2 separate regions of the Homo sapiens genome follow, and region 1 is linked to region 2. A link is a contact called in ENCODE Hi-C or POLR2A ChIA-PET data. All regions are on one chromosome and are shown on one strand. The core of a region is the stretch at or near the end of the contact, and the rest is flanking DNA. Distances in the headings are between cores, read along the strand shown. Region 1 has its middle 8.5 kb from the start of MIR3680-1. Region 2 has its middle 61 kb from the start of NPIPB3.

Evidence for each region. A loop is a pair of places that touch in the nucleus more often than their neighbours do. ChIA-PET counts read pairs that join two places held with the same protein, here RNA polymerase II (POLR2A). Pooled maps may share reads with other maps.
Region 1: a pooled map shows a loop between it and region 2 (23-fold over the local background). The contact joins two enhancer-like sites. A Hi-C loop is called at or near these places in 1 of 37 single-sample maps with no recorded cell type and 4 of 50 pooled maps. POLR2A ChIA-PET finds 5 or more read pairs at or near these places in 1 of 52 experiments (GM10248).

What each region holds. Positions count from the first base shown.
Region 1 is chr16:21,512,561-21,516,765 of GRCh38, forward strand. No RefSeq gene overlaps it. Among named protein-coding and RNA genes, the nearest start is that of MIR3680-1, 8.5 kb to the left of the region's middle. RefSeq lists enhancers at 1-549, 1,464-1,553, 2,775-3,283. Within about 2 kb of position 2,956, at least 17 of the 41 ENCODE cell types and tissues checked have a DNase peak (open chromatin) inside an H3K27ac peak, as active enhancers do.
Region 2 is chr16:21,362,411-21,366,109 of GRCh38, forward strand. It overlaps the pseudogene SNX29P1. Among named protein-coding and RNA genes, the nearest start is that of NPIPB3, 61 kb to the right of the region's middle. Within about 2 kb of position 1,928, at least 6 of the 41 ENCODE cell types and tissues checked have a DNase peak (open chromatin) inside an H3K27ac peak, as active enhancers do.

The DNA.
Region 1 (4,205 bases), core at 1,706-4,205, 150 kb after region 2:
GCCCTCGGGGGTCTGCACAGCCCACCCTTCTGTGTGAAGGCGGCTGGTACACATTCCTGGGCAAGATTCTGCACATTCTGCTGGATTATGAAAGAGGTCTGTGACCCAAGGAAAAAGGGTCAGAAGTGCCCGTTAGGCTCTCCTGTGTGGCTCAGGTCATGTGCTTCTGTGAACTCGCCCTAGGGCCTTGCCCCGAATCCCGTGATGCAGCGTGACCTGCCCAGGCGCTGGCGGCACTTTCATGTCTGGCTGGGAAAGTCGGATTTCAGCACTAATCACTGGCTGCCGCCTGCAATGAGCCCACGGCTTGAGCTCTGGGGCCCACCCAGCTCCTTAAACACGCAGAACCTTTGCTAGCTGAGCCAGGGTCCCAGCTGTGGGGGGTTGGGGATGGAGGGGTGCAGGGATCCCAAAACCCAACCCGGGGCCAGGTTTTACACAGGCCTGGACTGAGAAGTGGGGCTACAGGCTACAGGTGCTTGATACCCCGGGGGGGCCCTGGAACAGGCCTGGACTGAGAAGCGGGGCTACAGGTTACAGGTGCTGGATACCCCAGGGGGGTGCTGGACACACCAGGGGGGCGGATAGAGGCAGCCAGGCAGCCTGAAGACCCTGGGGCAAAACACACACAGGCCCCCTCTGCTCTCTGGTCACTGCTAACTGGCCAACTGGCCTTTGAGTCCACTGACCACAGCTAAGCCCACAGCCATCAAAACCCACCCCTTACACCCTTCACCCTTTAGGGAGGGGCTCAGAGACAGTTGTGGCGATTCCTACTTCCACCCACAGCCCCCCGACCCTGGGCCTGTGCCGAGTGTGGGTGGGTGACATCATCTTGCACCCAGAGCTCCAGACTAAAGGAAACCCTGGCTCCTGTCTCTGGCTCTTCCCTCCCTCTCTTTGTTCCCTTGCTCCTTTCTTTTTGCCAAAGGAGAAGACAGTGAGGCTGAGGGCTGCTCAACATGCACAGTGAGCAGGAGATACAAGCACGTGGAGGGACGGTCACAGCCCGTGCAACTGGCACCTTCACACACGGAGGCCTGTGATTCCCAGACACCTGGCGCTGGGGCAAATCCCATTCCACAGCCAGAAACAGGCTCGGCAGGGCCAGGTGGATTTCTCAAAGCCTTGGTTGCTTTTGGCCTGACGCTAGCTGGACAATGTCTCAGCTCACAGGTTCCTAAACGCACACCCGCCCACACCAATCTGCTGAGGAGTGACAGCCATGGGGAGGAGACCCACCTCACTCCAGGGACCCTGGCACCGTCTCCCATGAGGCCAGGTGTCCTCAGCCACCCGCAGCCAGAGTCCCGCGAGACCGATGGACGGCCTGCCCCTGCGTGACGGCACGCCTGGGACTGTCCCAGCAGGCTCCCATGCTTCACCCAACTGGGACAGGGAAACAGGAGGGGGCTACTTCTGCTTTCAAGGCATGGAGGAGCTGTCTGCAGGCCACTTCCCGAACACCTATGCGCTTGGGGAACTGACTGAGACTGAGCCGGGGTATCTTCTCCACGATGTGGTGAGCCCATCAGGCCCTTCTTCTGAGAGCACCTCCCTGGAGGTGGAAGCCCCTGAGGCCCACAGCATCTTCTGAACCTGTGAGTTCCCACTTACTGAGAGCTCGCCTGGGCCAGTGCCAGTCCACGGCTGTGGCCGGGACTTTGAGTAGATGCTACCCTACTTGCTATGCAGAGCCAGCTGGGGCCCAGGGAGGTCAGATAAACTGCCCAAACCAAATCCAGGCCCAGCCAGAATCTCAACTCCAGCCTTTGCGCCTTCTGATAAAACCCAGCATTGCTTGAATTTCCAGTACACGCTGCCAAGTCTTCATCAAGCAATAAATAACCCACACAACCCTACTGTCATGCCAAGTTCCATATGGCCATCCAGAAAGAGACACATGGAGCTGGTTCCTCTCATCTTTATGACCCGTGAAAAGCGCACCAACACGAAGACACGCGTGAAAGGACCTCATCTCCTAACCAGACTGACAAGCAAGGGATTTTTTCCACTCACCGTCAGTGGGATGGTTCTAAGCACCGAGGCCAACCCATTTCACACGATTATTTCACAAAAAGAAACTTTCTGTGGGACGTGCCTGGGCGACTGAAAAGACAGCCAGCAAAACTGAGAACCTTGTTCGCAAATCCGTACCCTCTCCCAAGGCAGCCTCAGAGGCCCGAGGGCTGAGGATCCAGACCCGAAAGCCACTGTACCTTCTGTAGGATCAGGCTCAAGGACTAAGGGGGTAAAAGGTGCCCTTTCCCTTCCTAAGCAGAAAATTCTGGAACCCAACCTTATGTGTGATCATTTAAAAAAAAAAAAAATCAGCTGGGTACACTGGCTCACGCCTGTAATCCCAGCACTTTGGGAGGCCGAGGTGGGCGGATCACCTGAGGTCAGGAGTTCGAGACCAGTCTGGCCAACATGGAGAAACCCTGTCTCTACTAAAAAATGCAAAATTAACCAGGCATGGTGGTGCATGCCTGTAATCCCAGCTACTCGGGAGGCTGAGGCAGGAGAGTCACTTGAACCCGGGAGGCAGAGGTTGCAGTGAGCCGAGATCGTGCCATTGCACTCCAGCCTGGGCAAAAAGAGCGAAATTCCATCTCAAAATAAATAAATAAATAAATAAATAAATAAATAAATAAATAAAATAAATCACTTTCTATGGCTTTTCACTGCTCCAGGAACAATGTCCACAGATCAAACGCCGAGCCTCTCCTTCACACCCTGGAGCGCCCATCCTGCCCACTGGTCCGGGCTCCAGGCTGCCCCCTGCACCTGTCAGAAGTCCCCCTACAAGGGCAGGGTCTCCCTTCCTGGGACATCCACTGCCCTTCTCCGAGCTGAAGTCAGAACGACCTGAGAATCAGCTTGGAGTTCTACCAGACTCAGCCAAGCCCACCTCTGCGACAGCACTCCTTTCAAGGGGGCACCAGCTGCAGGGAGTCTGTCCCTTACAGACCCGTGACCCCGTGACAGATGAATAAAGTACAGACACACAGATATTCTGCTCTGCCAGTCCAGCTGAGTGTTCCAGCCGCTTATAGGCTCCCTGCTGAGTCCTGTAAACAGTTGCTACTTGGCCCTGATCAGCTAGTCAGACGCGCATTTATTCAGTATGATTAATTAACAAAAGCTTGAGTCAACACCATTAGAGTGTAACAGACATTGTGGACTTACCGGGTAAAAAGCATTTAAGCACCCAGGGTCTTAAGATTATATGAGTAAACAAGCTAGCTAGGTAAACTACTCTGCCTTTCTTTTATTTCTATGTTTATTTGTTTAACTAAAGGTAAAGGGATCAGGCCGCCTTCAGCCAGAGCTAATTACCAAAGTTATGCCAACTTCTCGGCCTTCCAAGATTTGTGTCTATTTCTATAACTACCTCTAATATCTTTCCCACCAGAATGATTGAACCCCAACACACCTCCCTCTCTCAGCAGGGTCTGCCTGTTCAGAGAACACAACTTCTCCTTCTCGCCTTACACACAGGGGCAAGAATAGATTCACTCTTGCAGAGAGCACATCCCTTTCTGTTACTGAAAATCACTTTCCAAAAAAAAAAAAAAAGCAACACATACACACATACTCACCACATACACAGGTGGGTCAGAGAAAAAAAACAAGTACAAATGGCTTAGGGACATGAGAAGTGTGGCCCTAACTTTCGCTGAAAGGGATCCTATTAACATTAACCCTCACCTCTGGGTCAGAAGGGTTGGCACTCTAGAGCCTGCCTTGAGGCTTTACCTACTGGGACCAAAAGGACTGCTGGAAAGCTATTTTAGGCCGGGTGCGGTGGCTCAAGCCTGTAATCCCAGCACTTTGGGAGGCAGAGGCGGGTGGATCACCTGAGGTCAGGAGTTCAAGACAAGCCTGGCCAACATGGTGAAGTCCTGTCTCTGCTAAAAATACAAAAAATTAGCTGGGCATGGTGGGCACCTGTAGTCCCAGCTACTTGGGAGGCTGAGGCAGGAGAGTCACTTGAACCCGGGAGGTGGAGGTTGTAGTGAGCCGAGATCGCGCCATTGTACTCCAGCCTGGGTAAGAGCAAAACTCCATCTCAAACATAAAATAAAATAAAAATAAATAAATAAAAATACTTTTTAAAGCCCTATTACCACAAAATAAATCCAGGAACGTGTGACTTGGTACAGCCTCTTTGGAAGGCACATTAGCTATTACATTAGAATCCA
Region 2 (3,699 bases), core at 678-3,177:
CCCTGGTAATCAAAGAACCACCAACACATTTGCAAGGCATCTCCAGCCTTCTCGTTCTGGCCGCCCCTCTCTGTCTTAGGGAGAGTGCTATACCGGTATGGTGATGAGATGAACGAAAGGGCAGTCTCTGGCTGTTTTCTGCTGATGAGGATGTGCTGAGCAGCCTCCTGCAAATGACAAGCAGGGAAAAGACCAAACTAGCTTAGCTCATTAGCTGGGCATGGTGGTGCCCGCTTGTAATTGCAGCTACTTGGGAGGCTGAGGCAGGAGAATTGTTTGAACCCGGGAGACTGAGGTTGCAGTGAGCTGAGATCGTGCCACTGCACTCCAGCCTGGGCGACAGAGCGAGATGCCATCTCAAAAAAAAAAAAAAAAAAAAAAAAAAAAAAAAAAAAAAGACAAGCTTGACTGCCTTTGTCTTACAGAACAAAGGACAGGAGATTCCACTTTACCCCCTCATTGTCACACCATATTCAGTTTTCTGTATATCCCACAAAGTAGCATGCTTTTTTGAAAGCAGGACACCGTGTTTACTTTCTCTTGACACCTAGCATAGTGTCTGCCACTACACAGGTTGTTCAATAAAATTATGTTCACTAAACAAATACATCTTGGTTGGAAGGAAGGGCATTATTCATTGCGTGCAGTACTGTATTTCATGGTTCCTGAGGTACCATATACCAGGATCACTACAGTTTGCTACAGGGAAAGTGATTAATTTTTAAGGAACAAAGCAAAAGTTAATGAAAAGCAACCCAGAGCTCTACACAGACTTGGCTTGCTGTCTTTGTAGCCACTGGAAACCCAAGTAGCCAGTACAGAATACAGTATGGAAAAATGAATTATTTTCCATTCCACTTGGGAAAGGAGAAAGAACCACTGTCGTTACTGGCGTTTGATGCATTTGATGGCATGACCTTGGAATTTGATTTTTTTTTTTTTTAGATGGAGCCTCACTCTGTTGCCCAGTCTGGAGTGCAGTGGCATGATCTCAGCTCACTGTGACCTCTGCCTCCCAGGTGCAAGTGGTTCTCCAGCCTCAGCCACCTGAGTAGCTGGGACTATAGCTGTGTGCCACCATGCCTGGCTAATTTTTGTATTTTTAGTAGCGATGGAGTTTCACCATGTTGGCCAGGCTGGTCTCGAACTCCTGACTTCAGGTAATCCGCCAACCTCGGCTTCCCAAAGTGCTGGGATTACAGGCATGAGCCGCCACGCCCGGCTGGAATTTGATGTTCTTTTAATCACTGATATATCATCATCAGGTTATGGATTGGCAGTCAATTACAAGGTGATCGGGGCCATTCAGAATATACCAGAGACACAGTTACTGTTGCTGAGCTGCCTGTAAAATTGAAGCCTAATCTTCCCTTTCTGTTGGGCAGCCTTGGGCATCGAGGATCTTCTGACTTTGAAACACTGGCTTCCCTTGCTTTCTGTGATGCCATAGCCTATTGGCACACTTTCTTCTTTTCTGATCCTTGTTGGCATATCACTTCCATACCCTCAAATATTATTCATCCTTGGATTCATTGTTGGCTCTTGTTTCTATGCATACTGTTTGGATTCCTTGGTGAAGTTGCTCTGTATGTGCCTGTCATTCTTAGTCATACCCACAGCCCGGAGCACTTCCTCAAACTCTGTCTCATGAATGTCTCTATTTGGTGTACAGCACGGGCTTGTCAGTCTCCAAAACTGAATTCTGATCTTCATCCATATGTGTTCCTGTGTTTCTTGCTTAGTAAATGGCTCTGCCCTTTACCCAGGTCCCCTGGACAGCTCTTGGGCTTCCTCCCAGCCTTCTCCTTCTCCCTTTCCTCTGCCCCAAAACCAGTCCCACAAAGAGCACTGTTTTCTGTCTCTCACATGGGTCCCTGAGCCACTCGCGTTTCCTCCATCATCAGTGAGTTCTCTTCTTTCTCCCCGACTTGTGTTTTCCTGCCTTCAGTCTTGATCAGCTCTGATGCACTTTGCATATCATGGAGTGGTCTTCTTTAATTACCATCCCACTCCCCCACTTATTCCCCGTAACCCACTAACTTAAAGCTCTTCCATGGGTCTCTTGTAGAATTGGGACAAAGTATCGAGTGCTTGATATGGCTTCTTGGGCTCTCTTCGGTGCTGGCTGTGTCTGTCTCTGTTCTACCTCTTATGCCGTGCCGTACGCCAGGGCTGACAGGCAGCGGCAGGTCCAACATCACAACTCTTTCATCCAGTTTGCAAATAAATGATGGCCTGAGTCCCACAAGCTCCCCTCCTGCCACACCCCTGCCTTGGGACTCTTGAGACCTCTCCATAATTCAGCAGCTAAAGCACTAATGCCAGATCCTGTGTGGGGCAGGGCCTTCAGTGCCACTGCCTGTGCTTTGCTTGGTGCCTCTCAGTAATTTAGATGATTCAGTTCTGTTTTTTTTGTTTGTTTGTTTGTTTTTTTTGAGACAGTGTCTTGCTCTGTTGCCCAGGCTAGAGTGCAGTGGTGCGATCTCGGCTCATTGTAGCCTCTGCCTTCTGGGTTCAAGTGATTCTCATGTCTTGGCCTCCTGAGTAGCTGGCACTACAGGTGTGTACCACCATGCTGCCTAATTTTTGTATTTTTGGCAGAGATGGGTTTTCCTCATGTTGGCTAGGCTGGTCTCGAACTCCTGGCCTCATGTGATCCACCTGCCTCAGCCTCCCAAAGTGCTGGGATTACAGGCGTTAGCCGCTGTTCCTGGCCCAATCCTGTATTTTGAACAGCTCTCCTGGTTTCTATTGTCTTGAAACTCTTCAAGTCTGGCAGTTCTTTCCCTTCTGCTACCTTCCTTCCTTCCCCAGCTCTCACCCAAGCTCCTACTGGCCAAACTTCTATTCTCTCTTAAAAAAAAATATGGCCGGGCATGGTGGCTCATGCCTGTAATCCCAGCACTTTGGGAGGCTGAGGCGGGTGGATCATGAGGTCAGGAGATTGAGACCATCCTAGCTAACACGGTGAAACCCATCTCTACTAAAAATACAAAAAATTAGCCGGGCGTGGTGGCGGGTGCCTATAGTCCCAGCTACTTGGGAGGCTGAGGCTGGAGAATGGCATGAACCCGGGAGGCGGAGCTTGCAGTGAGCCGAGATCGTGGCACTGCACTCCAGCCTGGGCAACAGAGTGAGACTCCATCTCAAAACAAAACAAAACAAAACGAACAAAAAAAACTGGTAAAATATACATAATGAAATTTACCATTTCAGCCATTTGAAGTGTACAATTCAGTGTGAGTGTACTTAATGTACATTCACATGTCATACAGTAATCATTACCACCATTCATCTCAGAACCTTTCCATTTTTACAAACTGAAACTGTGTACTCGTTAAACAGTAACACTCACTCCCTCCAGACCCCTGCCTCTGGCAGCCAGCATTCTACTTTCTGCCTCAGTGCATTCTACTACTTTAGGTTCCTTGTACCAATGGAATCATGCAATATTTGTTCTTTTTTTGTCTGGCTTTATTTAGCATAACATCTTCAAGGATCGTCCGTGTTGTAGTATGTGTCAGAATTTCCTTCTTCTTCTTTTTTTTGATGGAGCCTTGCTCTGTTGCCCAGTTTGCTAGAGTACAGTAAGTAGCGCTATCTCAGCTCACCACAACCTCTGCCTCCTGGGTTCAAGTGATTCTCCTGCCTCAGCCTCCCAAGTAGCTGGGACTATAGGCAGGCGCCACCATGCCCGGC